Regions from separate parts of the Homo sapiens genome. Here region 1 is linked to region 2. Evidence: read pairs that join two places in POLR2A ChIA-PET (ENCODE). Cell type or tissue: HepG2. All regions are shown on one strand. Each heading gives the region's core, and the rest is flanking DNA. Links, peaks and the distances in the headings are about the cores only. Region 1 holds the start of LOC124901708 (a long non-coding RNA gene). Region 2 holds the start of PPP1R35 (protein phosphatase 1 regulatory subunit 35).

The links. Peaks named below come from ENCODE experiments on the same cell type or tissue, not always from the same donor. Only the 100,000 strongest peaks of a DNase experiment are listed, where the experiment ranks them.
Region 1: POLR2A ChIA-PET joins it to region 2 with 6 read pairs; 18 of 35 experiments call an interaction of 5 or more read pairs at or near these places.

Annotation. Positions count from the first base shown.
Region 1 is chr7:100,543,072-100,558,304 of GRCh38, forward strand. It overlaps AGFG2 (ArfGAP with FG repeats 2), which reads left to right. Exons shown (of 12, transcript NM_006076.5): 2 at 5,751-5,844; 3 at 7,325-7,440; 4 at 10,276-10,429; 5 at 11,022-11,187; 6 at 12,539-12,664. It overlaps LOC124901708 (a long non-coding RNA gene), which reads right to left and starts at 3,425. Exons shown (of 2, transcript XR_007060453.1): 1 at 3,337-3,425; 2 at 396-561. In HepG2, for the core only: a CTCF peak has its summit at 2,781; DNase peaks (open chromatin) are centred at 1,490, 2,110, 2,810 and 3,270; H3K4me3 peaks cover 2,143 bases.
Region 2 is chr7:100,434,853-100,450,085 of GRCh38, forward strand. PPP1R35 (protein phosphatase 1 regulatory subunit 35) reads right to left here and starts at 1,645. Exons shown (of 4, transcript NM_145030.4): 1 at 1,289-1,645; 2 at 996-1,212; 3 at 779-915; 4 at 430-681. The coding sequence starts at 1,522. The coding sequence ends at 508. PPP1R35-AS1 (PPP1R35 antisense RNA 1) reads left to right here and starts at 1,816. Exons shown (of 3, transcript NR_187540.1): 1 at 1,816-2,308; 2 at 3,529-3,650; 3 at 4,882-5,025. RefSeq lists a silencer at 965-1,444, enhancers at 1,732-2,235, 8,981-9,665, 9,666-10,350, 10,261-10,420, 11,624-12,124 and 2 more and a cis regulatory region at 9,466-10,319. In HepG2, for the core only: a CTCF peak has its summit at 11,130 (motif pointing right); a DNase peak (open chromatin) is centred at 9,749.

The sequences.
Region 1 (15,233 bases), core at 1,190-6,189, 100 kb after region 2:
TTTTTTTTTTGAGATGGAGTCTCGCTCTGTCGCCCAGGCTGGAGTGCAGTGGTCCGATCTTGGCTCACTGCAACCTCCACCTCCTGGTTTCAAGCGATTCTCCTGCCTCAGCCTCCCCAGGTAGCTGGGATTACATGTGCACACCACCACGCCCAGCTAATTTTTGTATTTTTAGTAGAGACGGGGTTTCACCATGTTGGCCAGGCTGGTCTCAAACTCCTGACCTCAGGTGATCCACCTGCCTTGGCCTCCCAAAGTGCTGGGATTACAGGCGTGAGCCACTGTGCCTGGCCTCGAGAAGAAATATTCTTTGTTAAAATGAAGAGGATATTGAGGGAAGAAATTGAAATACCACATTAGCACCGTAGCCACAGAAAGGAGACAGCAGGATGACATTATTTTAAAGGCCAGTTTTCTGTTCAGTGGGTTACAAATATGTCTCCTTCATAAGGGGATAGAGTCGTCTGGGGGCAGTGAGCAAAATTACTAGAATTCCCAGCTGGTTGGATTGGCCGATGTAGCAAAGTTGATGGTTCCAGCCAAAGTTGAATTTCCTAAGATCTGAAGAAAAACACACATTTTAATATTGGTGGGTGGGTATGACTCTGCCTGCATCCCTGCATGTATGAACTCATTCTTGTTCTCTCTTTTTTAATGAGAAATATTTTCTCAGCTGTAGCAAAAACCTACAGCGTTGGTGTGAGGGGTTGAGAGAAAGGCTGCTAGTTTCTGCTGTTCCTAAATTTACATACATACTGCCACAATTGTAGGTCCCACACCTGACCTAGTTTTATTCATTTGGTTTTCTTCCAGTACCTAATTTCCTTAACCTAGATGTGGATCTGTTTAATTTCCCCAACATACACATATGCTTGTTTGTTTAGTTACATTTCTAATTCTTGGAGGATGAATCTGTCATTTGAATCTTAAGACGTGGTAAAAATTGCTGCTAAAAAGCATCTATTTGCAAAGCAGTGCTTTAAATGTTCTTTCTTGTTCTGGTTTGCCTGAATGCGTCTGTGAATGAACCACTGTTCCTCAGAAAGAAAATGGATGTTGAGGCCTGAGATCTCATTGACACAAGGATGGACGCTAACTTTGACACCCAGTTTTTTCAGCAAAGTATGACATATTTCCTTGATGTGGCTGTTTGGGTCCATCTTCAATCCATCGTTCTTCAGGTGTTTGTAATAGACACTTATCTCTTCTATTTCTGCCCAACTTTACTGTGATCACAGGAGTCAGAATTAAGGTGGGCAGAGCTCTGGGCTGGGTGTCAAGAATGCACTTGACAGCTCTTTATTTGTGACAAGTTCCTGCCCTCCTTGTGCCTTACTTTCCCTGTCGGGCTTGCTGGTGGTTCTTAGTTGAAGCATTTTAATCTCCATGGGAGGAAAGGTACAGTATGTTCTTCAATAATTCAGTACTTTTCCATCTGTCTGGGTTGGAGAGGTACACATGTACCTTGCCCCTGTTTTAGTCCCATCCCTCCATCCCCTCCTCTGTCACCTTTCATGTTGACCTCTGCTGGGCAGAGGTGGACAGAGTCTCTCACTAAATTACAGATGTAGGTGCTGTTTCATAAGGGGTGCATGAACCACTTGAAAAGCCCCGAAGGAAGTGATAAATTACTAAAGGGATGAGAAAAAGCTCGACGTGGGGTGGTGGGCGGGGGGGTGGGGATGAGAGAGGTGAGGGCAGAGGGAGACATGTAAAAAAGATTGAGGTTGAGCCTAAAGGGAAGGGCGGCTGGATGCTATCAGGAGTCTACCTGGCTCTAATCAACAGGACAGCTGTTTATCATTGCTGCTGAGGAGGAACAAAGGAAATGGGTTGAAGCAGAATTTAGATCAGGAAGAGGGTTCCTAAAATTAGTGAAATTGACCCTGGAGCAGGGTAATAGGAGAGCCTTCCTCTTAGGGACTATTAAAAGTTCCTAACAGGGACTCTTCATGGTGATGTTTGCATCCAAGATAAGAGCTAAACTGGTTTAGTTGTATCCTGTTCAGAAGCAGAGGAGTGAAATCCCAGAGCAAAGAAACACGATCTGGGGTGTATGAATCTGAACACAATTGTTCAAAGGCAAGGATTTCCCAAGTCCAAATTTGGCACAAATGAAAAAGAACTTGGGTGCTGGGTGGAACTGGTTTTTTTCCATTGTTGACCTGGCAGAACTTTCTTATCTGAGCAGCTGAGCAGGTTTGATGCTTTTATGAAGCAAGATAGAAGCAAAAATATGGGCCAGCATGAGGGTGATGATCACAGAAAAACAAAAGGTGTGGTATTTGTGGAAATAGTACTATGCCTAATGGAATCAGAGAGGAGACGGGAGGGAGGGAAAGAGAGAGGACTGGGCAGTTGTTAGCAGCTACACATACAAGTGGCTTCAGCTGCCAAATAATTCAGAATACTTCATATGCCCTTTAGGTGCCCTGTGAAAAAGAAACTGAAGTGGATAAAGACAACCTGACTGGCTGGAGGCTTGAGTCCTAGTAATAATGTACTTTCCATTGGAAAAACTTACTCTATTCTGAGAAAATAAATTGATCTCTGTTCCTCCCCAGCACTTCCTGGTTAGAAATACCAGAATGAATTTGCTGTGATTACCTCTTTTGGGAGGAACCTGAGAGTTATGTTGGGGAGCTGGGTGCAAGTGGGAGAGCTGGGCCTGTTTAATTCCAGGCCAGTGACTCACATCTGGTCCGCTGCATGACCCTGGTGTGTACCCAGTGAAATGCAGCACACCTAGGCCACATGGTTTTAGCTACCAGGAGGAAGGGGGCTCTCGTTTCTAAATTGCTTCTTTTGGCCAGCAGTGGCCTCTCTGTGATTCAGAAAGAAAAACTCTGACTCATAGGCCATGTAACTAGGCCCCCTTCCTAGGCTGCAGTGTTGCCTTGTAGAGAATTCTCCCTGCCCCCAGACTGTGGCTCTGGTTGTACAAAATCCAGTCTACAGACATCAAGGTCAGAGCAATGCTTTTTGTACTGTGCTATGGAAACATCCTGTTCCATCAGATTCATTTGGCCCAAAGCACCTAAATCATTTCTTATTTTCTCTGCCTTCCCATCATCCTGTCACGTCTGCCGCCCCCCCCGCCCGCCACCCCCACCAAAAATAAACTCTTTTAGTCCAGGCTCAACCATAAGTTCTGTTCTAAGCATCCCATTTTGATTGATGCCTGGGTTGAGTCCTGCCTCCTCCCCCTAACAAGGAAGCATACCTCCCTGTTTACAGTTCGCTAACAGTTCCTGGTTATCCATTCAGGAAATGTCAATGACCTTTTTGTGATAGGCTTAGAATCTGTTTTTCTAGTGTAAACATAATACATTTTACCTTCCCCATGACTGTTTCTCTTCCTTCCGCAACTGCTGCATCCTGGAGTCACGTTCTCCCTGATCCATCAGTGCCTGACTGAATAGCACCCTACTGCAGTAAGAAGTACCTTTGTCCAGGCTTCCTGGGTTCTTCTTGTGAGCTCCTGGTGATAAGATAACTCTGTCCTATAATTTTTGTATCCCCCACAGTGCCTCCCATAATGCCTTGTGTTTTGGCAAAGTAAATTTTGTTTGTAGGAGGTGAAGGAGAAGACCTTTGAGATCACAGGGACAATGAGGTCTGGCTAGACTTCAGAAAGCCCTGACATTCTGAAGGGGAAGGGCCTAGTGGTTAAGGTGAGAAAGTCTAAAAGCAGGCTGGCTAGAATTAAAAGCAAAACCAAACCAAGCCATTAGCAAGAGAGGCCTTAGGAGAGAGAATGGACTATCTCTGAAATGTGATCGGAAGACAGTCTTCGGGGCAGACCAAGCTTAAGAGCTATTGTTTGATATGTAGTAACAAAGCCTTGCTTTCGTTTTTCCCTGAGCTTATCTTTCCTTGGGGGCATCAGTCCTCTTTGATATTGCTTGTCTTTTATAAGAGCATTTTTGAGACCCTTTATACCTAAAGGTCTAGCAGCAGAATTGCTGCAAACAGCGTCAACTGGAGCCTCCAGTGTCCTGTCCTTTGTTAAAATCCCATAATGAGTAATTTATCATCCGCAGGGTGGCCGCCCTTACTGTTCACTCTGTACTGAGTCCGCCCACTCCCTGCCCCCCACCCCCACCACCGCTGCTTTTGCTTACACCTCGCTGCTGTTCTCCCAGACTTGGCAGGAGCACTTGGATTCTGTGTGTGCACCTGTTAGTGTGAATGTATGTTTTCCCCACCTTCTTTGTGAATTTTCAGGATTTTCATCTGTTAAATATTTTTGTCTCTTTTTCCCCCTTTGCGCTTCCTGAGGATGTCAGCCAGGACCCTATTCTGGATTTTTATTTGAGCAACTCGATTTGGCCATTTTTTTTTTTTCCATGAGAGTAAAAGTCTGAAGAGGCCTCATCTGCTGAGACTGCTTCCCTCCTGTCCCAGGATCTAGCTTGTTTTGGTTTGGGCAGTTTTGTTTAATCCAGTGAGGGTAGTAGACCTAGACCAGAATAATACTTAAGGTGCAAGGACAGGGGAACCTATGAAGCCCTGCCTGGCTTAGCCCCAAGTTTCCTGTATTAGAACACTCCTGAGACCAGTTGAGTGGGGACAAGGAAGCCTTCTCTTCTCTTATAATCTCCACAGGGTTCCTGGAGGCAGAACTGGATTCCCAGGGAGTTAACAGAACATACAGAGGAGGCACAAAAGCATTGCCACAGGTTACATATTCCTCGCCCATGCCAGCCTTATAGCTCATGGTTGAACTTGACTTCTTCCTGCTTTATTGAGAGATACAGAAATAAGAAAATCAAATATTTCTTTTCCTAGAGATGGCTTCCTGAAAGAGAGGGACCCTCTCCATCCCACCACCACTCCACCCTTCTTTGTAGACACAAGGAGGACCAGCTGGGCTAGAGACTGTTTTTTGTCACCATATCCTGTTTTTGTTAGTGTTATCAAGAATAGTACTGGGCCTTCATTTTTGCCTTCCCTCATGCTTGAAGGATTTGTGTTTTTGTGGGCCCTGGGACCTTGGGGATGGGCTGTAGGTCTAAAACAATGATAAAGTAGGAAGTGGGAAGTGGTCACGTGTCTGAGTTCCCAGAAGTACCCCCCTCGGCCTACAGGCTGAACACTGAAACTACTGGGATCTGAGCCAGGCTAGAGGAGGCTTCTGGATGGGCAGGCTCTACCTTTCCTCTCCAGAACTACTGGGATCACAGGATGTTCCTGACTCTCTCTTCCCTGTCTCTTTGGAGATTCTTTTTTTTGGGGGTTGGAGGGGGGTGGTGGGAGTGGGGACAGAGTCTTGCTGTTGCCCAGGATGGAGTGCAGTGGGGTGATTTTGGCTCACTGTAGCCTCTGCCTCCCAGGTTCAAGCGATACTTGTGCCTTAGCCTCCTGAGTAGCTGAGATTACAGGCGTGCACTACCATGCCCGGCTAATTTTTGTATTTTTAGTAGAGACAGGTTTTCACCATATTGGCCAGGCTGGTCTCGAACTCCTGGCCTCAAGTGAGCTGCCTGCCTCGGCCTTCTAAAGTGCTGGGATTACAGGTGTGAGTCACTGTGCCTGGCCTCTCTTTGGAGACTTCTAATATCTCCAAAATATTCCAAATATTTCCCTTCTTTCCTGGAATTAGGAAGTAGCTTCAGATGGGGGGGTTCTATCTGAGCTTAGTTTATATGCTATTCTTTCACCCTTTCTCCCTCCTCCTCCTCCTCCCATGAACAGCCTGCCATGCTAACTGCATTATACTTCTCTTTCTTCCTGTTTCTCTCCCATAGGAGAGGGCTGAACCCCCCTCATCGTGTCAAGTCAATCTCCATGACAACTTTCACTGAGCCTGAAGTAGTATTCCTGCAATCCCGTGGAAATGAGGTGAGCTGCCACCGATGGAGTGGTGAGAAGGTCACCTATCTGCAGGTGGGGCTTTGCCTCAAGATTGTAGGGAAACCTTACGGTTTTATTTTTGGTTGAGTTTCTCTTAATTTTTTCATATGTATGATTTCTTTCCTTAGGTATATTTACAGAATCTTTATTCTGTTATACAAATCATGGTTTGTCTAGGCCTCCTTTTCAGGAGTCAGGGGAAGTAGCAATATCGTTGTAGGATGTGGCACCTGAGCAATGGAGGGGTAGAATGACCAGAGCTCCAGAGCGTGAGCATTCAGAGTTGACTGGGCCAGCCCCTCTGAGGAAGCTTTCCTGGAGCCAGCTCTGCTGCCTTCAGCCTCGACAACCTGGATTTAAGTGCATATCTTGTACTGGAAAGTGACTTAAACCCCTTCCCTAGCTAAATCTGCCGATCAGAAGTTGCTATCCTTGGCGTTAGCAGTACCCCAGCTTATGGGTGATTGGTTTACTTAGAGGGTATCCTCAAGGGCCTCTGGAGGTGTCCTGGAAGCCAGAGCTCTGAAAATTGTCCTGGACCCTACCCTTAGTGAAATTTAATTCTCCATAATTCTCATGGCCCTCTATTTTCCTTTTTCAATACATGTCACAAAATGTGATTATAACTTTAGTTTTATTTATCTAAGATATGACTGCCCCATTGGATTATAAACTCTGCGAGGACAGGAATCATATCTGGTTTGTAGGTAGACCCAGATCCTAGCACTGTGTCCATGCTCAATATTTGTTTATTTATTTATTTATTTATTTATTTATCAGAGACAAGCTCTTGCTTGCTCTGTCACCCAGGCTGGAGCTTAATGGTGCAATCTTGGCTCACTGCAACCTCAACCTCCTGGGCTCAAACGATCCTCCCACCTCAGCCTCCCAAGTAGCTCGAACTATAGGCACATGCCACCATGCTCCACTAATTTTTGTATTTTTTTAGAGAGTGGGTTTCGCTGTGTTGCCCAGACTGCTCTTGAACTCCCGTACTCAAGTGATCCACCCACCTCGGCCTTTCAAAGTGCTGAGATTACAGGTGTGAGCCACCACATCCAGCCAATATGTATTTACTGATGAATAAATAGGAAGTGGTGGCTGGGCGCGGTGGCTCATGCCTGTAATCCCAGCAGTTTGGGTAGCTGAGGTGGGCAGATAACGAGGTCAAGAGATCGAGGCCATCCTGGCCAACATGGTGAAACCTCATCTCTATTAAAAGTACAAAAATTAGCTGGGCGTGGTGGCGCATGCCTATAGTCTCAGCTACTTGGGAGACTGAGGCAGGAGAATTGCTTGAACCCCGGAGGTGGAGGTTGCAGTGAGCTGAGATCGTGCCACTGCACTCCAGCCCGGCGACAGAGCGAGACTCCGTCTCAAAAAAAAAAAAAAAAAAAAAAAAAGGAAGTGGTATTTTTTGTATTTCCTGCTTTCTGCTCCCACTCCTCTGACACCTTCATTCTTTTAGGTTTGCCGGAAGATTTGGTTGGGTCTGTTTGATGCTCGGACATCTTTAGTACCAGATTCCAGGGATCCTCAGAAAGTGAAGGAGTTTCTCCAGGAAAAATATGAGAAGAAGAGATGGTAAGGAGTAGGAAAGAGGTTGCTATGGAAACGTGTTCAAGACATTCTTCATCTGACAGTCCAGTTTCTAGAGTTGAATTTGGCCTTCTCACAAAAGACTAGACTTGGGTCGATTCTGTTCCACTCACATTCAGTTACGGCTAAAATAAATCTACATGAAAGGACAACTTGTTCTCAGTCACTAACCCTGCAGATTTTATGTCCTCTCTTTTGGAGAGATAGTAGACTGATTGGAGTCGGGAGGTAGGCCTGTGGGTGTTCATTTTTATAGCTCAGCTGATCTTATGTATGGGGAGAGATGGCTGGAAGCACACATCCTATAGTTTTATTCCTTTAACCCATCATTTTATGATTTTTTTTTTTTTTTGAGACAAGGTCTCACTCTGTTGCCCAGGCTAGAGTGCAGTGCCACAGTCACAGCTTACTGCAGTCTCAGCTTCTTGGAGCTCAGGTGATCCTCCTACCTCATCCTCCCCAGTAACTGGGACTACAGGTGTGTGCCACCATGCCTGGCTAATTTATATATATATATATATATATATATATATATATATATTTCTTTTTTTTTTTTTTTTTGAGACAGAGTCTCGCTCTGTCACCCAGGCTGGAGTGCAGTGGCGTGATCTCGGCTCACTCCAAGTTCCACCTCCCAGGTTCACGCCATTCTCCTGTCTCAGCCTCCCGAGTAGGTGGGACTACAGGCGCCCGCCACCACACCCAGCTAATTTTTTGTATTTTTAGTAGAGACGGAGTTTCACCGTGTTAGCCAGGATGGTCTCGATCTCCTGACCTCGTGATCCGCCCACCTTGGCTCCCAAAGTGCTGGGATTACAGGCGTGAGCCACTGCGCCCGGCCTTAATTTTTATATTTTTTGTAGAAATGAGGTTTCACCACGTTGCCCAGGCTGGTCTGAAACTCCTGGGCTCAAATGATCTGCCTGCCTTGGCCTCGCAAAGTGCTGGGATTACAGGCGTGAGCCACCGTGCCCGGCCTTGTTTCATGATTTATATGTACAGTCAGCCCTCTGTATCTGTAGATTCTGCAACCATGGATCCAATCAACCTCACATCAAAAATATTTGGGAAAATAGGCCAGGCAAGGTGGCTCACGCCTATAATCCCAGCACTTTGGGAGGCTGAGGTGGGCAGACCACTTGAGGTCAGGAGTTCGAGACTAGCCTGGCCAACATGGTGAAACCCCGTCCCTACTAAAAATACAAAAAAAATTAGCTGGGTGTGGGGGTGGACACTTGTAATCCCAGCTACTCTGGAGGCTGAGGCAGGAAAATTGCTTGAACCCAGGAGGCGGAGGTTGCAGTGAGCTGAGATCATGCCACTGTACTCCAGCCTGGGCAAAGAGAGAGAGACTGTCTCAAAAAAAAAAAAAAAAAAAAAAAAAAGTAGGGAACACAAAAAATAACAATACAACAATAAAAAATAATACAAATAAGGCCAGGTGTGGTGGCTCATGCCTGTAATCCCAGCACTTTGGGAGACCGAGGCGGGTGGATCACAGGGTCAGGACTAGTTCAAGACTAGCCTGGCCAAGATGGTGAAACCCCGTCTCTACTAAAAATACAAAAAATTAGCCAGGCATGGTCATGGGCACCTGTAATCCGAGCTACTCAGGAGGCTGAGGCAGAGAACTGCTTGAACCCGGGAGGCAGTGGTTGCAGTCAGCTGAGATCGTGCCACTGTACTCTAGCCTGGGTGACAGAGTGAAACTCCGTCTCAAAAAAAAAATAATAATACAAATAAAAAGCAATACAATATAGCAACTATTGCATGGCATTTACATTGTATTAGGTATTATAAGTAACCTAGAGATGATTTAAAGTATATTGGAGGATATACATATTTGATGCAAATACTTCACCATATTATATAAGAGACTTGAGTGTCCCGTCCTCTGATTATGGAATTGTCAGGGGGATCCTGGAACCAGTTCCCTGAGGATACCATGGGACAACTATATTTTGTCTTCCTGATGAAGGAAACAGCATCTCCATTCTCCCTTACCTTTCCTCTCCCCTGGTATCACTTCTTGTGGGATCTCTGGGGTGTGTACATGTTGGGAGGTAACTGTGAGGTAGAGAAGAGAATGCAGAGAACAAAGAGATTGATGTGGATAAGACCACACTGTGGAGTCCCTCCTAGGGATGTCCTCAGGATTAAGCTGACACTTACAGAGTAGGGGCCACATACACTGTAGTGGAAGGGAATTGTCCCGGCAGGAGCTGGCAGGATGGAAGTGTGGATTGTGAGCACCTAGAGGATGAGGCGGCAGGCAGCTTTTCTATGGAGCTGAGAAGAAGGAGTCTGAAGAAACACCCAGGAAATAAAAGAGGGGGACCTTTGCCAGGTGTGGTGGCTCATGCCTGTAATCCCAGAACTTTGGAGGCTAAGGCAGGAGGATCACCTGAGGCCAAGAGGTTGAGACCACCCTGGGCAACATAGTGAGACCTCTTCTCTACAAATAATTAAAAAATTAGCCAGGCATGGTAGCATGTACTTGTTTGTGGTCCCAGCTACTTGGGAGGCTGAGGCAGGAGAATCACTTGAGCCTAGGTAGTTAAGGCTGTGTTGAGCCAACATTGCCCCACTGCACTCCACCCTGGGCAACAGCGAGACCCTGTCTCAAAAAAACCAAAAGATGTTCAAGGGGATGCTCAAGATAGGCAGAACTTTGCTAAGTTGCTCGGTTCCCTTCAAAAAAGGGAATCAGTAGAGAAAAATGAGCATAGATTTTGACTCCTGTGTCTTCCCAAACATCTCAGCTGAGCGTGGTCCAAAGTTTTATCCCTCTCTTTACAGCCTAACTATTCTTTCTCAAAGGTATGTCCCCCCAGACCAAGTCAAGGGGCCCACTTATACCAAAGGCAGTGCCTCCACCCCTGTGCAGGGCTCCATCCCAGAAGGGAAGCCCCTTCGGACACTTCTGGGTGATCCTGCACCGTCTCTCTCAGTTGCTGCCTCCACCTCGAGCCAGGTAACTCTCAGATCTGCTCGTCATGTTTCTTTTGAGATTTGGGAGACAGGAGTGTCAGTTTCCTGAATCAGATTCCCCGGACTTAGCAGACAACAGTGCAGGAGCTGTGAGTTGGGTCTCGGCTCTGCTGTTAACCTGTATCTTGTATTTGTCACTTCTGGACCTCATATCTTTTGGAAGTCAGAACCTAACAGGAAGTGGTATTTAGGAAAGTCAGAATATCAGCTCCAAACCTGAGCATTCCATCAAAGAAACACAGAAGGGGCTGGAATATGGTGTCCAATACCTGGGAAGGTTGAGGAGTAACAGCCCTGGGGGCAGTATTGGGCAGTATTCCTGTATATCTCAGGGTTACCTTGGCTCATGTGCTGTAAAATGTGTGGTTCTTGGAGCAGGTGTACTGAGAAGATGAGGATGATATGAGCTCTGAGAGGGGCTAAGGCAGCTCCTGCCCAGGAATCTTCTAGGTTGAGGGCAGTTACTCACTGTCTTCTCTCTCTACCTGCCTATCTGAGGGCAACCTGGGGAGCCAGAGGAGGGCCTGGGGCATGTCTGGGATTCTAAGGGCTGTATGCATTCCTTCTCCTCCAAGCCCGTCAGTCAGTCTCACGCTCGGACATCCCAGGCCCGGAGCACTCAGCCACCTCCCCACTCCTCTGTCAAAAAAGCCAGTACTGACCTGCTGGCTGACATCGGTGGAGACCCCTTTGCTGCACCCCAGATGGCACCAGCTTTTGCTGCATTCCCTGCCTTTGGGGGTAAGTGGGTTTTGGGATGGGACCCTCCCTACAGCGTATATGCTTACAACATGAGAGATCCAGTCCCTGGAGGTAACCATGGCTCTAGATCTTCTCATGCAAACAAATGTGAGGGTCACTCTGAAGCAGTGAGGCTGGGAGGACTGGGGTCAAATAAGTACAGCCAGGATTATGTTTGGGGGTTTGATCCTAAAACATTATAGTTGAGGGCTCCTAGCACTTCCTTTTAGAACACTGGAAATAGCCTTTTTTATTATTTTCTGTCTCTGTTAAAATGGGAGGAGGGGGATTATCATGTGTTCCAGTTCACCAAAGATTATTCTTCCCCCAAATCAGCAATAGCCAGTAGAGGGTTCAGCAGCATAGAATCTGTTTTCCCTTTTTAAAAATTTTCAAGCCAGACACAGTGGCTCACACCTGTAATCCTAGCATTTGAGAGGCTGAGGTGGGCAGATCACCTGAGGTCAGGAGTTCAAGACCAGTCTGGCCAACATGGTGAAACCTCATCTCTACTAAAAAGAAAAAAAAAATTAGCCAAGTGTGGTGGCATGTGCCTGTAGTCCCAGCTACTTGGGAGGCTAAGGCAGGAGAATTGCTTGAACCTAGGAGGTGGAGGTTGCAGTGAATCACAATTGCATCACTGGACTCCAGCCTAGGTGACAGAGTGAGACTCCGTCTCAAAAAAAAAAAAAAAAAAAAAAAAATTCAAGCTCCTTCCTCCATGAAAAAAAATTTTCATGCTCCAAACTAGGCCCTGACAAAAATGTTAATGCCTCATGGAGTAAGGACAGAAGAGGGCAGGGAGTGAACCTGGAGGCCCTGGGTGCCCCTGTTCCCCTGTGTGGGTCTGGCTCTTGGCCCCAGGCCCCACCCATTTCCCTCTGAAGAGAACCCTGTGGAAAGGCAGATGTCCCATAAGAGTGGCCTTTGGCCTTTAGAATTAGTAGCTATATTACATGGATAGGCATATACATTTTCTTTTCTTTTTCTGTTGTGTGTGTGTGGTTTTTTTTTTTTTTTTTTTTTTTTTTTTGAGTCAGAGTCTCATTCTGTCACCCAGGCTAGAGTAGAGTGGCACAATCTCGGCTCACTGCTAGCTCCACCTCCCAGGTTTAAGCAATTCTCATGCCTCAGCCTCCAAGGTAGCTGGGATTACAGGCATGTACCACCACGCCCAGCTAATTTTTATATTTTTAGTAGAGACAGATTTCACCATGTTGACCAGGCTGGTCTTGAACTTCTGACCTCAAGTGATCTGCCCACCTCGGCCTCCCAAAGTGCTGGAATTACAGGCGTGAGCTACCACACCCGACAATTTTCTATATAACCTTTATGTTTCTTCCACCTACAGGCCAGACACCTTCCCAAGGAGGCTTTGCCAACTTTGATGCCTTTAGCAGTGGCCCCAGCTCTTCTGTGTTTGGAAGCCTCCCTCCAGCTGGTCAAGCCTCGTTCCAGGCCCAGCCAACTCCTGCAGGTAAACTCTGCCCCACTGGCTTCCTTTCTCTTCCAACCGTGTCCATTTGTTCATGTCTATAAATCACCATTCATATCCTCACTATCCTAAAGAACTGCTCAAAGCAGCAAAGCACAAAGAGAAGCAGCTCCAGGAGAGGATGAGCGTGTCTGACACATTCTTGTCAGGGAGAGGGGGCTCTACTGTTCTGCTTTTTCATGAAAGGAAAATGACTAAGATTGCAGCAGGAGCTGTGTGGGTTATACACTAGGAAACTTTTCACTAGGAAGTATGGAAGACCTGAGTCCTAGAAAAATTGAAAATGGACGTGACTTTTTCTCTAAGGTGCTCTTGTCTGCATAGTACGCTGTCCCAAAGGGTCAAGGGTCAAGGTAGTCTCCAGAAGTCCTCATCCATCCCTCTAAGACCAAAGGCCTGTAAACTCTATGTTGCTGCCAGCCACAATGGCTCACGCCTGCAATCCTAACACTTTGGGAGGCCGAGGTGGGAGGATCGCTTGAGCCCAGGAGTTTGAGGCTGTAGTGAGTGATTATTGTGCCATTGCACTCCAGTCTGGGTGACAGAGTGAGACCCCATCTCAAAACAAACGAACGAACAAACAAAACCAAATAAACTATGTTATTTAGCCATTGCAAGAGACTCTTCAGGCCTTCTTAAAGCATTCTGCTCCTTCCTAAGCTCTACACATTGAGTCTTCATAGCCTTTGGGTGCCTTCTGCCATTGGACATCCTGGACACATGGGAGGGCAGCTGCAGTGCTCGCCGTCAGGCTCAGATGTCTGGGGAAAAGCCAGTGACATACACTCTTTCTTTCTCCCTTCCTCTACCCACCCTTCTCTTCTCCACCCTCACTGCCAGCCAGTCGGATGCTAACTGAAAGTTACAGCTTTGGTAAGTTATTATCCCCACCCCAGAGCCTACCCAAGTGCCTCTGATCATAGAGTTTTGAGGGCTGGAAGGAACCCTTAAAATTTGGCCATTTGACAGATAAGGCAGTTAAGCAATTTCCCTAGTCATGCAGGCCACAGAGCGACCAAGCTGAGACCAGAGCCCAGACTTCTTGACTCATGCTCTGCCCACAGCCTTCTCACTGTGCCACTGTGAGCTGATTAGCTGCTTTTGTTTTTATTTTATCGTTTTGGAGGGCTATAAGAAGAAACATTTTATATTGATAAAAGTTGGCTGGGCGTGGTGGCTCACATCTGTGATGCCAGCACTTTGGGAGGCCCAGGTGGGCAGATCACCTGAGGTCAGGAGTTTGACATAAGCCTGGCCAACATGGTGAAACACCGTCTCTACTCAAAATACAAAAATTAGCTGGGCATGGTGGCAGGCACCTGTAATCCCAGCTACTCAGGGGACTGAGGCAGGAGAATCACTTGAACCTGGGAGACAGAGGCTGCAGCGAGCCGAGATCCTGCCACTGCACTCCAGCCTGAGTGACAGAGTAAGACTCTTGTCTCAAAAAAAAAAAAAAAAGTTAAAATTCACAAAGAGGTTCTCAAAATCATGTACTTAAAATAACTGACCGCATACCCATGAGATTCACGAAGCAAAAACTATTAGACACAATCAGAATTTAATAAGCCAAAGGACTAGGAGACTATAATATGCTTTCCCACATGACTAATAGACAAGTAAGAAATAAACTATAGGAAACAAAATCTCCATAAATTCTAACAAAGACAAATCACATAGGTCACATTTTGGTTTTTGTTGTTGTTTTGTTGTTTGTGTGTTTTTTGAGACAGAGTCTTACTCTGCTGCCCAGGCTGGAGTGCAATGGCGTGATCTCATTCAAGCGATTCTCCTGCCTCAGCCTCCTGAGTAGCAGGATTACAGGCGCATGCCACCATGCCCGGCTAATTTTTGTATTTTTAGTAGAGACGGGGTTTCACCATGTTGGCTAGGCCGGTCTCAATCTCCTGACCTCAAGTGATCCGCCTGCCTTGGCCTCCCAAAGTTCTGGGATTATAGGCATGGGCCACTATGCCTGGCCATAGGTCACATTCTGTATGATAAAAGATGACACAAACAAAGCTTAAAGGTATGAAACAGATGGAGAGAAGATACAACATGGAAAACAGATGGAAATTAGTATCCATAAAGTATTTTTAAAATTCCTGTGAATATGAAAATATAATAATGGACAAGACATATAAGCAGGTAACACCCAGAAAAAAAAATATGAAAATAGGCCAGGCGCGGTGGCTCATGCCTATAATCCCAGCAGTTTGGGAAGCTGAGGCAGGTGGATCACCTGAGGTCAGGAGTTCAAGACCAGCCTTGCCGATATGGTGAAACCCTGTCTCTGCTAAAAATACAAATATTAGCCGGGCATGGTGGCAGGCGCCTGTAATAGCAGCTACTTGGGAGGCTGAGGCAGGAGAATCACTTGAACCCGGGAGGCGGAGGTTGCAGTGAGCAGACATCGTGCTGTTGCGCTCCAGCCTGGGCGACAAGAGCGAGACTTTGTCTCGAAAAACAAAAAAACAAAAGAAAATATCCTCAACCTAATTAATCAGAGAAATGCAAACTAGGATAAGATAGTTTTGCACATCATGTTGGC
Region 2 (15,233 bases), core at 6,764-11,763:
TCAGGTCAGGTGTAAACAGGATGGGCAAGGCTCTTAAAGGTAAAAAGCAAGGAGATAATTTCAGTAACTCAGTGCAGACAGCTGGCTTGCAAGCTCCTTGAGACAGGTAATCATGGAAGGTTTTCGTGAAGTGTGATAGGCTGGGCTCTGCATTTTGAGAGATCAGAATAAGTGATGCAGAGAACAATCGCTACCTGATCAAAAACAGGCAGTAGCTGTGGCTGAAGTCAGGGAGAGGCAGGTAAGGTTGTGAACGGAGGGGTATCTAAGTAAACCTCTAACGTGGACAGTGTTTTCCACTTGCCATGACTCTACCAAGTTCCAAAAAGGCCCCCAAACCCGACTTCCAGGCAGCTTCCAACCTGAGGCTAAGTGGATAACCCCCTAGAGAGCTTTTAACCCCATTTTAGGCCTCCAAGAAGAGTCCCATTTATTAGCAAAATTACTTTATTCTAACAAATAGTTTAACACAAAAATACGAACTAGCCCTCCAGGGATCTTTGGGGTCTACGCTTCCCATCGCCTCAGTGTCCGGTGCATGAGGAAGGTGTCCTCTGAAGGGCGGGGCCGGAGTTGAAGTCGGAGAGGGGGCAGACCGTCCAGGGTCAGGTGTGGAGATTCATAAAATAGCGTTTCTGGGTCACACAAGATGGTCATGTCTGGCCCAGGCCCAGGTGGCTCCTGTTGGGAGGTTGGGCCCAAAGCAAGGTTACACTTTGGGAGGAAGGATCCGGGTAAGGGGGTACATGGAGGAAGCCCCACGCCCAGACCCCATCACCTTTGGGTGCGGGGCTCGAGCCTGTGGCGGCAGGAGAGCCAATTTCTCCCTGAGCGCGGCATTCAGAACCTGTTCCTCCGGCACCTGCAGGCTCACCAGGTCCCGGAAGAGCCGCTTGGAGCGCGGCACGTTCAGCCCTGAGAGCGCAGCGGGGACGGAGGTGAGTGGCGCGCCTCACCCCGACTCCCGCACGCGGCCGGCCGCCCGCCCCCCTCACCCTCGGACACGCTCTCCTCCAGGCCGCAGCGGATCTGGAACGACTTTCTCAGCTGTTCCTCCACGGCCTTCGCAGCATCAAAGTGGCTCCCGGCTGCGGCCCGCAGCTCCAGGCCCAAGGCCAGGCTGCTCTTCAGCACGGGCATCTCCAGCTCCTGCGGCACCGCAGGCTGCGGCTCGGACCGCACCGGGGAGGGCGGCGTCAGGCGGAAGCGGACCTGGGAGCAGAGGGCAGGGCAGTGACCAGGTGGGCGCGAGGCCGTCGCGGGCCGGGGGCCAGCCTCCCCCGCTCACCTGCCGCCGCTGCCGAGCCGCGCCCCGCCGCTCCGCCCGCCCCTTCCGCCGCCCGGGGCTGCCGTGCCGCGGCTGAGGGCTGTCGGGCCGCGGGCTCAGGCTCAAGTCCAGGCCGGGCTCGGGCACTGGGGCTCGGAGTTGCGGGACTTGGGGCTCCGGGGGTGGCCCCGGGACCGCCGCGGCTTCTTCCCCGTCCGCCGACTTCAGCTCTGACTCCCCACAACCCATCATCATCTTTGGAGGTGCCTTGAGGGTGCGGGGATGCGGGGGTCGCAGACGCTCCAACGGTCAGGGGACACAGCCTGGCTGCCGCCTCCTTTCCCCCGCCCCTCCTAGACGCCGCTACCGGAAACCGTTAACCCTTTCCTTCGGGGGCGGAGTCAGCAGCCCCACCCACCCTGTTGTCGCTCCCAGGCGTCATTTCCCTCGCTCCGTCCCCAGGTTTCCGGCAGGCTTCCGCACTCACAGCCTTGGCACCGCCCCCAAGCCGAAGTGTTGGAAGCACTCACAGCCTTGGCACCGCCCCCAAGCCGAAGTGTTTTTGAGCTGGGGTCGGTTGAAGCCCTACGGGTCCTCATCAGGGCCACTCCTCCTCTTGAAAACTCTGCTATGGCTGAGTTACCCAGAGGAATCTTAGTCCTGCTAGCGCTGCGATGCCCATTGCCCAGTGTGTCAGTCCTCATTCTGGGGCGCCAAATGGGGCAGCATTTTTTTTTTTTTTTGAGACTGAGCCTCTCTCTGTAGCCCAGGCTGGAGTGCAGGGGCGCGATTTCGGCTCACTGCAACCTCCGCCTCCCAGGTTCAAGAGATTCTCCTGCCTCAGCCTCCTGAGTAGCTGGGATTACAGGCGCGCGCCATCACGCCCGGCTAATTTTTGTATTTTTAGTAGAGACGGTTTCACCATGTTGGTCAGGCTGGTCTCGAACTCCTGACCTCGTGATCCGCCCACCTCGGCCTCCCAAAGTGCTGGGATTACAGGCATGAGCCACCGCACCTGGCCATAAATGGGGCAGCTTTAAGGTAACGGTCCAGTGTGCCCTGACCTCCCACTCAGACCTGCACAGCATTTCCGGTGTTCCGTTGCCTCCAAACTCGGACCGGAGTTGGCCTGTATGAGTGCGGGCGAGGGTCGCCGACCCCATCCCGGACTCCCTTCTGGGACACAGCAACTCTTGCAGCTTTTTGTGACTACTTTTACCTTCGAGAGTTCCCTGAAATATTAATTTGTATAAAAAGTAGATATCTGGCACGGGTGCGGTAGCGCATACCTGCAATTCCAACTCTGGGAGGCCAAGGCGGGAAGATGTCTTGAAACCCTGAGCTGGAGACAAGCATGGGCAACATACCGAGACTCCACACCACCATTCCCAATCTCTACCAAAAGAATTTAATTTTAGCCGGGCGTGGTGGTGGTGCTCACCTGTAGTCCCAGCTACTGGGAAGGCTGAGGCGGGAGGATCACTTGAGTCCAGGAGTTCCAGGCTGCAATGAGCTCTGATCATACCACTGCGCTCTAGCCTGGGCGACAGAGCAAGACCCTGTCTCAGAAACAAACAAAAAACTCTGTATTGTGGGTTCAATGTTTTATTTTGTTTTTTGAGACGGAGTCTCGCTCTGGTGCCCAGGCTGGAGACTGTGGCACAATCTCAGCTCACTGCAACGTCTGCCTCCAGTGTTCAAGCAATTCTCCCACCTTAGCCTCCCAAGTAGGTGGGATTACAGGCGCCTACCACCACACCCGGCTAATTTTTTTTGTATTTTTAGTAGAGACAGGGTTTCACCGTGTTGGCCTCGAACTCCTGACCTCAAGTGGTTCAGCTGCCTTGGCCTCCCAAAGTGCTATGATTACAGGCAGTAGCCACTGCACCCAGCCTTGAATTCAGTTTTTTTAATTTTTAATGTCAGTGGACTTATCCTGGGCCCTGAGCTTTTCCACATAGCAGAAGACCCCTGAACTGCAGAAAAGGAAATGAGAGCTCCCACCTGCTCCTTAGGTTACTTGGGGCAGGTCCCCTCAATTCTGCAAGTCTCCTTTCATTTTTTGTGTAGAATGTAAGTGGAAGTGGGTTCAGGAATCCTTTCTTACTCTTTTTTTTTTTTTTTTTTTAATTCTCCAAACTGCTTCAAAAAGGTTCAGGAATCTTGAAGCTTTCCTGGAATTGATTGATGCTCAGTCAACAGGCACGTTTGTGTACCACTTTTCATTATGAGTTTCCACATTGTTCATTTTATCTTTCCAGGAAGTGCTGTGGAACATCAGATAGAATGGATAGCACAGCCCAAATTTTACAAAAAGGATTTTAAAGGAAGATCTCAATGGTGGAACACTAGAGGCTTTCCTGCTAAAGTTAAGAACAAGCAAGTATGTCTATTATCTCATTGTTCAATTGTGAAAAGAAATAGCGAGGTACAAATATAAATTTTTAAACTGGGAGTATAAATTAAAAATTTTTAATAGCGACATAGGAGGGAGAGAATAGAATGAAAGACAAACAGTCTTATTCCTCCAAATATACTTTGTTTTGTATATTTGACTTTGGAAATGTATGCATTTTATATGATTATATTAAAAGGTTTTAAAAAATCAGGCCAGGCACAGTGGCTTACACCTGTAATCCCAGCACTTTGGGAAGCCCGGGTGGGTGGATCACTTGAGGTCAGGAGTTCGAGACCAGCCTGGCCAGCATGGTGAAACCCCGTTTCTACTAAAAATATAAAAATTAGCCAGGCGTGGTGGTGCACACCTGTAATCCCAGCTACTTGGGAAGCTGAGGCACAAGAATCGCTTGAACCCAGGAGGCGTATGTTGCAGTGAGCTGAGATCGTGCAACTGGACTCCAGCCTGTGTAACAGAGCAAGACTCTGCCTCAAAAAGTAATAGTAAAATAAAATACAAATACAAAAAAATTAGCCGGGTGTGGTGACAGGTGCCTGTAGTCCCAACTACTTGGGAGACTGAGTAGGCCAGTCACTGGAACTCAGGAGGTGGAGGTTGCAGTGAGCCAAGATTGTGCCACTGCACTCCAGCCTGGGTGACAGAGCTAGACTCTCTGTCTCAAAAAACAAAAAACAAACAAACAAAAAAAACTAATAAATCATGCTGTATTTTACCTTAAATTGAAAAGTATCAAGACTGAGCACAGTGGCTCAAGCCTGTAATCCCAGCACTTTAGGAAGCCGAGGCAGGCAAGTTGCCTGAGCTCAGGAGTTCAAGACCAGCCTGGGCAACATGGCAAAACCTCGTCTCTACTAAAAAGTACAAAAAATTAGCCAGGCATGGTAGCACGTGCCTGTAGTCCCATAGTCCCAGCTACTCAGGAGGCTGAGGCATGAGAATCACTTGAACCCAGGAGGCGGCGGTTGCAGTGAGCCAGGATCTCGCCACTGCACTCCAGCCTGGATGACAGAGTGAGACCCTGTCACAAGAAAAAAAAAAGTTGGGGTTCGGAACAGTATTTGAGGGTACATGGATAAAACAAGATTAGCCAAATGTTGATGACTGCTGAAGCAGGATTTTATTACTATATTTTCTCTACTTTTGCATATTCTTGAACATTTCTGTGACTAAACGTTTTTTGTTTATTTAAAAAAAGAGGCTGACGCAGTTTTGGCATGCAGGAAGTGTTGGAGCTGAGACTCGAAACTGTCCCCCAGGCCTTGGCCATGCTGATAAATATCTAGGCCCTACAGGAGTTCGTGTCCATGAACCCAGTAAACGCAATTCCTCAGCCTTAAAATCTAGTCACTGACTCATTTCAGGCCCCAGCACAGACGAAAACAAGCCATTCTGTTTGCCCAGTTTACATTGCGGGTCTCCAAGAAGTGGAATGTTCACCAATGATTTTAAGAAAACAGGGCCTGGCGCGGTGGCTCACGCCTGTAATCCCAGCACTTTGGGAGGCCGAGGCAGGCAGATCACCTGAGGTTGGGAGTTTGAGATCAGCCTGACCAACATGGAGAAACCCCATTTCTACTAAAAATACAAAATTAGCCGGGTGTGGTGGTGCATGCTTGTAATCCCAGCTACTCAGGAGGCTGAGGCAGAATTGCCTGAAGCTGGGAGGCGGAGGTTGCAGTGAGCCAGAGATCGTGCCATTACATTCCAGCCTGGGCAACAAGAGCAAAACTCTGTCTCAAAATAATAATAATAATAATAATAATTAAAAAAAAAAAAACAGTACGAGTGTGAAGATCGGAAGGTGGAGGTGAGGGAGGTGAGAGGTCTTGGGCCTGCCCACATTCTTCCTAAGCTATTTTGGCTGGCCCAGGCTGGGAGGCCAGGAATTGCTTTTCCTCTTCAAAAGAAAAGGGGACAAAAAATTAGCTGGGCGTGGTAGCACTCATCTGTAGTCCCAGCTACTCAGGAGGCTGAGGCAGAAGAATTGCTTGAACCGGGGAGGCAGAGGTTGCAGTAAGCTGAGATTGTGCTGCTGCCCTCCAGCCTGGGTGACAGAGCGAGACTCGGTCTCAAAAAAAAAAAAAAAAAAAATGGGGAGGAGGACAGGGCATGGTGGTTCATGCCTATAATTCCAGCATTTTGGGAGGCCAAGGCAGGCAGATCACTTGAGGCCAGGAGTTCGAGACCAACCTGGGCAACACAGTGAAACCCTTTCTCTACTAAAACTACAAAAAATTACCTGGGCATGGCAGCACATGCCTGTAATTTCAGCTACTCGGGAGGCTGAGGCATGAGAATCACTTGAACCTGAGAGGGGGAGGTTGCAGTGAGCCAAGATGGCACCACTGCACTCCAGCCTGGGCAACAGCGTGAGACTCTGTCTCAAAAAAAAAAAAAAAAAAAAAAAATGGCTGGGACACCGTGACTCATGCCTGTAATTCCAGCACTTTGGGAGGCAGAGGCAGGAGGATCCCTGTGAGGCCAGGAGTTCAAGACCAGCCTGGGCAACATAGTGAGACCCAGTCTCTATAAAAAAATTAAAAATTAGCCAGGCGTGGTGGTGTATTCCTGTAGTCCCAGGTACCGGGGAGGTTGAGGTGGGAGGATCCCTTGAGCCCAGGACTTCGAGGCTGCAGTGAGCTATGATCACGCCACTGCACTCCAGCCTTGGCGACAGAGCAACACCCATCTCTTAAATATTATTTATTATAAGGCTTTTGGGCTGGGTGCTGTGGCTCACGCCTGTAATCCCAGCACTTTGGGAGGCCGAGGCGGGCGGATCACGAGGTCAGGAGATTAACACCATCCTGGCTAACACGGTGAAACCCTGTCTCTACTAAAAATACAAAAAATTAGCCGGGTGTGGTGGCATGCGCCTCTAGTCCCAGCTACTCAGTAGGCTGAGGCAGGAGTATGGCGTGAACCTGGGAGTCGGAGCTTGCAGTGAGCCGAGATCGCACCACTGCACTCCAGCCTGGGCAACAGAGCGAGACTCCGTCTCAAAAAAAAAAAAAAAAAGACTTTTGATTGGGTTAGACCTCACCAGTTAGAGATGCTCCTTTAGTTATCTGAGGCTGCTGAGTGGGGTAATCCTAGACCTGGATGCTAGTTTGAAGAAAGCAAGTCTCAGTGCTGGAAGGGGTCATTCAAGGTCATCCATGAGCTTCTGCTGAGCCAGGTGCTATAGGTGGGCTAGGTGGGACAGGAGACAGGTCAGCATCCAGGGTCCTTGAAGGGACCATGTCCTTAAGAAGAGGTAGGATGCCTCCAATGCAGTGGTCCACTGCACGGTGTGGCTGAGACTGCTACAGAGGACACATGGGAAGACCTGCCAGGGTTGGGGGTGGGGGAGGAGCAAGGGCGTCATCCTGGAAGTCACCCCCAAATAGGGCCAAGAAAGATCAGAGAGACAGCAAAGCTCTAATACCACCCTCTGCAAACCCCACCTATGGCGACCTCTCACCTCCTGTCTCCTATTCTCAAACTGGCCTATGCCTAAGGGCCAACCCAGAGACACTTCCACACTGGTCCCTGTCACACGAGACACGCTGGAAGATGGGAATGGCCAACCTCCAGACACACACACATCCAGGCTCCTATCCCCAGAGTGCGTGTTCTCATCCTACTGCATCTCGGAGGCTGGCAGGGTGAATCCCCCAGCAGGTCAGGTAGGTCTGAGGTGTCTCAGCCTGAACTCATGACTCCAAACCACCTTCACGCCTTCGTCCCAACCCAGAAGGAAGAGATCCAGGGAGGAGGGCACACATCGGGCTGCAGGCCAACACACTGACCCTGAGCCTGGCCTCCCCAGCATCAGGCTGAGGAACAGGAGGGTTGAGATGAGCCCCATTAGGTATGTGTGAAGTCTCTGGGACATGGGATGATGCCAGCTGCTGGGATGCAGAAAAGTTGGAGGCAGGGGACAGAGTCTCATTCAAAAGAATTTGTCCATAATCCAAGCTGGGTGTTGTGGCTCACGCCTATAATCCCAGCACTTTGGGAGGCCCAAGCAGATGGATCACTTGAGGTCAGGAGTTCAAGACCAGCCTGGCCAACATGCTGAAACCCCGTCTCTACTAAAAATATAAAAATTACCCGTATGTGGTAGCCCAGGCCTGTAATCCCAGTTACTTGGGAGGCTGAGGTGGGAGGATTGCTTGAACCCAGGAGGTGGAGGTTGCAGTGAGCCCAGATCATGCCACTGCACACCAGCCTGGGCAACAAAGCGAGCAAAGCGAGACTCCATTTCAAAAAAAAAAAAAAAAAATTTTAGCTGCGTGTGCTGGCACATGCCTGCAAATCCCAGCTACTCCGGAGGCTGAGGCATGAGAATCACTTGAACCTGGGAGGCAGAGGTTACAGTGAGCCGCCAGCAACTGTATCTCAAATAAATAAATAAATAAATAAGAATTTGTCTGGAATCTGGGTGAGGCAGAGGAAAATGAAAGAAACCAGAAAAGCAAAGATAAACAGATTTGCAGGGTGGGGTGGAGGATGGAGAATTCAATGGAGCTGAGCACAGCAAGGAGGAGAATGTTGGGCTGAAGGCCTGAGCTTGCTGGGGAGATGTCCTTGATGTCCACACTGGGCATAGAAGGTTGATTGATGCCAGTGGTTAGGGTCCCAAAGAGCCCAGGGACAGCTGGAGGTAGAAAGAAAGGGTGTGGAGGCACGGAAGATGGGCCCATAACCCAGGAAAAGGGAGCCACAGATAGGGGAAATGTATGCAGAAATCGCCACCCTCACTCTGGGAGGCAGGTCCCGACAGATCCCCTTAGCAGGGGACCAATGCCCAGGACCTTGGGGAGATGGTTGGGGACGGGGGAAGCAGCAGATGGTCTGTTACTCAATGAGCACACAGGAGATGTTGGGGGGTCTTGGGGTGGAGAGTGATTCCATGGAAGCCTCTGGATTGGACAAGGAGATGTTGGTGTGAGGTTTTTCCACAGTCCAAGAGAGGCGATTGGACAAGGAGATGTTGGTGTGAGGTTTTTCCACAGTCCAAGAGAGGCTGGTAGAAGAAAAGCAGGTTCTGCTATCAGGCCGGGTGCAGTGGCTCACACCTGTAATCTCAGCCCTTTGGGAGGCCCAGGTGGGAGCATCACATGAGGACAGGCATTCGAGAGCAGCCTGGGCAAGATGGTGAAACCCTGTCTCTACAATAAAAACACAAAAAAATTAGCCGGGTGTGGTGGTGTGCACCTGTAGTCCCAGCTACTCAGGAGGCTGAGACCGGAGGATCACTTGAGCCCAGGAGTTCAAGACCAGCCTGGGCTGGTCAAGACCCCATTTCTAAAAAAATTTAGCCAGGCATGGTGGTGTATGCCTGTAGTTCCAGCTACTTTGTTGGCTGAGGCAGGAGGGTCCCTTGAGCCCAGGAATTTGAGGCTGCGCTGAGCTATGATTGTGCCACTTCACTCCAGTCTGGGTGACAGAGCGAGACCCTGTCTCTAAAAATAAATAAATAAGCCAGGCGCAATGGCTCATGCTTGTAATCTCAGTACTTTGGAAGGCCAAGGCGGGAGGATCACTTGAGCCCAGAAGTTGGAGACCAGGCTGGGCAACATAGAAAGACCCCATCTCTACCAAAAATTTAAAAAATTATCTGGGTGTGATGGTGCACACTTATAGTCCCAGCTACTCAGGAGGCTGAGGTGGGAGGATCACTTGAGCCCAGGTCAAGGCTACAGTGAGTTATGATCACACCACGGCACTCCAGCCCGGGCAAAAAGCGAGACTGTCTCTAAACAAATAAATAAATAAAAAGCCATTTTTTTCACATATGAATGGACTCCTGGGAATGCAAGCTTGGAAATGGGGAGGCCGAAGCCCTTGCCTCTCTGCCTCCTCGCAGCCCTGGCCCGTCTCTCGTCTGTCTCCCTGGGTTTCAGTCCCAGCTCCAGTGCCTACTGACCATGTGACCTGGGGATCATTCCCTTTCCTCTGAGAGCCCCCCTCTTCCTCATCTGAACACTGAGGAAATGACTGGCCTCATATGGTTGCCAGAGCTCAGTTGGGGCCCTCAGAAGGTCGAGTCATTGTTTTTCAGGAGCTGATGAGATCATGGCACGTGTGCCATTGACCTCTGTCCTTCCTCCCTCCCCACCTTTGACTCAGCCTGTCCTCTCCTCCTCTGGACGACCTCTGGGACATCCTGCCCTTTTCCCGTGTTCATTGTTTCTGCAGCAGATGAGCAGGATGTCGGGGATGCTGGGAAATGAAAGGCCCCTGGTCTCTCTGCCGGTAGGCTCTGAGGCAGGGGGTTCAGACCCTCTCGCCTCGGGCTCCTGCTGGCTGGCCCCACACGTGCCCCCTCCAGCCCCAGCCCTGCTCAGTGGAGAAAACAGATAAGGCAGGAAATGTGGCCCCAGTTCTAGGAAGCTCAGAGTCCCAGGAGGCAGAAGACATGCCTCTCACCCGCTCACTGACACCTGCTATTTGCTGGGGCCTGGGAGTGGCATGGACAGCTCTGAGTGGGGCCAGCTTTCACCCTCCCAGGGTGCAGCATGAACTCTAACATCCAGGCCAGGCCAGGCTCCAGGAAAGAGGATGCAAAACTTCATGCAGCCTGTGCAGATTAAACACCAGCCCCAGCTCTGTGAAGGGTAGGTCAGCTCAGCCTGGAGGATGGGAAGGCTTCCTGGAGGAAGAAGCCCTTGAAGGAAGTAGGTGGAACAGAAACTTGCTGTTCTCCTCTCTGGGAGTCTGAGACTGCCCTTTCTTTTTTTTTGAGACAGAGTCTCACTGTGTCTCCCAGGCTAGAGTGCTGGAGTGCAGTGGCACAATCTCAGCTCACTGCAACCTCTGCTTCCCAGTTCAAGTGATTCTTCTGCCCCAGTCTCCCAAGTAGCTGGGACTATATAGGTGTACGCCACCACACCTAGTTAATTTATGTATTTTTATTAGAGACAGGGTTTCGCCAAGTTGGCCAGGCTGGTCTTGAACTCCTGACCTCAGGTGATCCGCCTGCCTCAGCCTCCCAAAATCCTGGGATTACAGGTGTGAGCCACCATGCCCAGACTGCCTGCCCCTTTCTGTCTCTGTCTCAGGCCAGTTCAGGTCTGAGCAGGGCAGTTTTGCTCAGCTTCACTGACCAGGTGAGTGTTGCTCACGATGCCCTCCAGACCCTTTGCCTTCCTCTAGATTTTTTTTTTTTCAAGTTTTATTTTTTTCTTGGAGACAGGGTCTCGCTCTGTCACCCAGGCTGGAGTGCAGTGGCACGATCATGGCTCACTGCAGCCTTGACCTCTGGGGATTAAGCGATCCTCCCACCTCAGCCTCCTGAGTAGCTTGGGACTACAGGCACATGCCACCACACCCAGGTAATTTTTTTTTTTTTTTTTTTTTTTTTGTAGAGGCAGGGTCTTGCCATGTTACCCGGGCTGGTCTCAAACTCCTGGGCTCAAGCAATCCTCTGACCTGGCCTTCCAAAATGCTGGGATTGCAGGCTGGGCCTGCCTTCCTCTAGAGGGCAATGGGTACCATAGCTCACACCTGTAATCCCAGCACTTAAGAGAGCCCAAGGAAGAAGGATCACTTGAGGCCAGGAGTTTGAAACCAGCCTGGGCAACATAGAGAGACTCTGTCTCTACAAAAATAAATAAATTAAATTAAATTTTAAAAAAGAGACTTAACCTCCCTGATGGGGCCCCACCAGCCTGGGTCATGACTCACCTCTGCTTCCCAGCAACCTCCTTCCTGATCCCCAAATCAGAATTCAGGAGGTCTAGGATGTAGTATGTGGCAATCTGTACAATTTCAGCAGTCACAGGAAACAAACACAGCTGAACCTCCCTGAGGGTCTTCCCCGAAACCTTCACCTTGGCAGTATCCCCATCTCTGGGGGGCTGGAATCAGAGGGTCTGGGGACCCACGAGGGAAGGATTTGGTCATGAAGGACTATCTTCCCCTGAGAGAGCCTCTACAGGCCCAGAGAGTTGCCAAGGGAAACAAGGGCAGAGGCAGGAGGAGAGAGGTCAGGTGGTGTGAGACAGGTGGAGAGTCAGAAGCCCTGGTATGGGAGCGGGGTCCATCTGTGTGGGGAACTAGATGGGGTACCATGGTTAGGGGAGGTCTTGTTGTGTGAAGGAGCTGGTGGGGAGGGACTATGTCCAGCAAGGCCCATTCAGTGGCCTCAGACCTCATAAGCTCCGGGGGTGGCCACACAGTTGGTCAGCCATCATGATCCGCAAGTGTCGAGTTGCCATGGCAGCCAGGAAGCATGCATGCTCAAGAAGCTGAGGCTGGGATGGCCAGGCATGGTGGCTGACGCCTATAATCCCAGCACTTTGGGAGGCTGAGGCGGGCGGATCACAAGGTCAGGAGATCGAGACCATCCTGGCTAACACGGTGAAACCCCATCTCTACTAAAAAATACCAAAAAATTAGCTGGGCATGGTGGCGGGCACCTGTGGTCCCAGCTACCCAGAAGGCTGAGGCAGGAGAATGGCATGAACCCGGGAGGCAGAGCTTCCAGTGAGCCAAGATCGCGCCACTGCACCCCAGCCTGGGCGACAGAGCGAGACTACGTCTCCAAAAAAAAAAAAAAAAAAAAAGAAGAGAGAGGAAAAAAAAAAAAGAAGCTGAGGCTGGAGCCGGGTGTGGTGGCTCACACCTGTAATTCCAGCACTTTGGGAGGCCAAGGCGGGCGGATCACGAGGTCAGGAGATCGAGACTATCCTGGCTAACACAGTGAAACCCTGTCTCTACTAAAAATACAAAAAAATTAGCCGGGCGTGGTGGTGGGCGCCTGTAGTCCCAGCTACTCGGGAGGCTGAGGCAGGAGAATTGCTTGAATCCAGGAGGCAGAGGTTGCAGTGATCCGAGATCGCGCCACTGCACTCCAGCCTGGCAACAGAGCAAGACTCTCTCTCAAAAAAAAAAAAAAAAAAAAGCTGAGGCCTTTGACACTGAGCTTCAGGAGACTGAAGACTAGGCTGAGGCTGGTGTGGTGGCTCATACCTGTTATCCCAATGCTTTGGGAGGCTGACCTGGGAGGATCACTTGAGGCCAGCAGTTCAAGACCAGCCTGGGCAACACAGTGAGACCCCGTCTCAAAAAAGAAGAAAAGAGCCAGGCGTGGTGGCTCACACCTGTAATCCCAGCACTTCGGAAGGCTGACGTGGGCACATCACCTGAGGTCGGGAGTTCAAGATCAGCCTGACCAACATGGAGAAACCCCATCTCTACTAAAAATACAAAATTAGCCCATTGTGATGGCGCATGCCTGTAATCCCAGCTACTTGGGAGGCCGAGGCAGGAGAATCGCTTGAACCCAGGAGGTGGAGGTTGTGGTGAGCCGAGATTGCACCATTGCACTCCAGCCTGGGCAACAAGAGTGAAATGCCGTCTCAAGGAAAAAAAAAAAAAAGAAGAAAAGAAGCTTAAGGCCAGGCACGGTGGCTCACGCCTTTAATCCCAACACTTTGGGAGGCTGAGGCAGGCAGATCACTTGAGCTCAAGAGTTCGAGACCAGCCCCATCTCTTCCAAAAATACAGAAAATTAGCCAGGCTTGATGGCACATGCCTGTAGTCCCAGCTACCTGGGAGGCTGAGATGGGAGGATCGCTTGACCCCGGGAAGCAGAAGTTGCAGGGAGCTGTGATTGCACCACTGCACTCCAGCCTGGGTGACATGCAAGACACTGTCTCAAAAATAAAATAAATTATGGCCGGGCGTGGTGGCTCACGCCTGTAATCCCAGCACTCTAGGAGGCAGAGGCGGATGGATCACCTGAGGTCAGGAGTTCGAGACCAGCCTAACCAATATGGTGAAACCCCATCTCTGCTAAAAATACAAACATTAGCCAGGTGTGGTGGCGTGCGCCTGTAGTCCCAGCTACTCAGGAGGGTGAGATAGGAGAATCGCTTGAACCTGGGAGGCAGAGGTTGCAGTGAGTCAAGATTTCACCACTGCACTCCAGCCTGGGCGACAGAGTGAGACTCTGTCTCAAAAAAAATAAATAAAAATAAATAAAATAAATAAGGCCGGGCCCGGTGGCTCATGCCTGTAATCCCAGCACTTTGGGAGGCTAACTAAGGTGGTAGATCACCTGAGATCAGGAGTTTGAGACCAGCCTTGCCAACATGGTGAAACCCCGTCTCCACTAAAAATACAAAAATTAGCGGAGTGTGGTGGCAGATGCCTGTAATCACAGGTACTCGGGAGGCTGAGGCAGGAGAATCGCTTGAACCTGGGAGGCAGAGGTTGCAATGAGCCGAGATCACGCCACTGCACTCCAGCCTGGGCAACAAGAGCGAAACTCCTTCTCAAACAACTAAAAACAAAACAAAACAAACAAATAAATAAATATTAAAATTAAATAAAATATAGCCTAGGCTCAAAGCAGAGCCCTGAGAATCAGGGCCCAGTCCCTTCCCCACAAGTTACTACCACAGACACACCTTGCCAGTCCTTCAACCTGAGAAAAACCTCGAAATGCCCCACACTTTTTCTACTGGCCCCCAGGCTGAGGAAAGGCCAGGGCACAGGGAGTGTTTTGTAGAGATGAGGTCTGGCTATGTAGCCCAGGCTGGCTTCAAACTCCTGGGCTCAAGCGATCCTGCCACCTTGGACTCCCAAAGTGCTAGGATTACAGGTTTATTCCAAAAGTGCTAGGATTTCAGGTTATCCTGAAAACAAAGGGACGACAAGGGGTGGAGGCTGGGTTAGTTCTGGGCTAGAGGGATAGAGTGGCTGCAGGTGGAACCCGGGGGGCCGGGCAGGATGCGAACTTGGTGGGGAAGGAGGGTTTCCACACCAGTGTGTCCTGGCCAAGAATCGGATGAGGCAGGATTTGTTTTGTTGAATTTTGTTTTGTTTTGAGACAAGGTCTTGCTCTGTTAACCAGGCTGGAGTGCAGTGATGCAATCACAGCTCACTGCAGCCTCTAACTCCTGGACTCAAGCAATTCTCCCACCTCAGCCTCCCAAGTAGCTGGGACTTTTAGGTGCATGGCACTATGGCCAGTTAATTTAATTATTATTTATTTTTTCTTTTCTTTTCTTTTCTTTTTTTTTTTTTTTGAGACGGAGTCTCATTCTGTTGCCCAGGCGGAGTGCAGTGGCGCAATCTCGGCTCACTGTAACCTTTGCCTCCCGGTTTCAAGCGATTCTCCTGCCTCAGCCTCCTTAGTAGCTGCGATTACAGGCGCCCACTACCATGCCCGGCTGATTTTTGTATTTTTAGTAGAGACAGGGTTTCACCATGTTGGCCAGGTTGGTCAGGAACTCCTGATCTCAGGTGATCCACCCTCCTCCGCCTCCCAAAGTGCTGGGATTACCGGCGTGAGCTACCGCACCCGGCCTAAAATTATTTTTTTTAGAAATAGGGTCTCATGGTTGGGCGCAGTGGCTCACGCCTGTAACCCCAGCACTTTGGGAGGCCAAAGCAGGTGGATTATTTAAGGTCAGGAGTTCCAGACCAGCCTGGCCAACATGGTGAAACCCCATCTCTCTACTAAAAATACAAAAAAATGAGCTGGGCGTGGTGGCACATGCCTGTAATCTCAGCTACTCGGGAGGCTGAGGCACGACAATCGCTTGAACC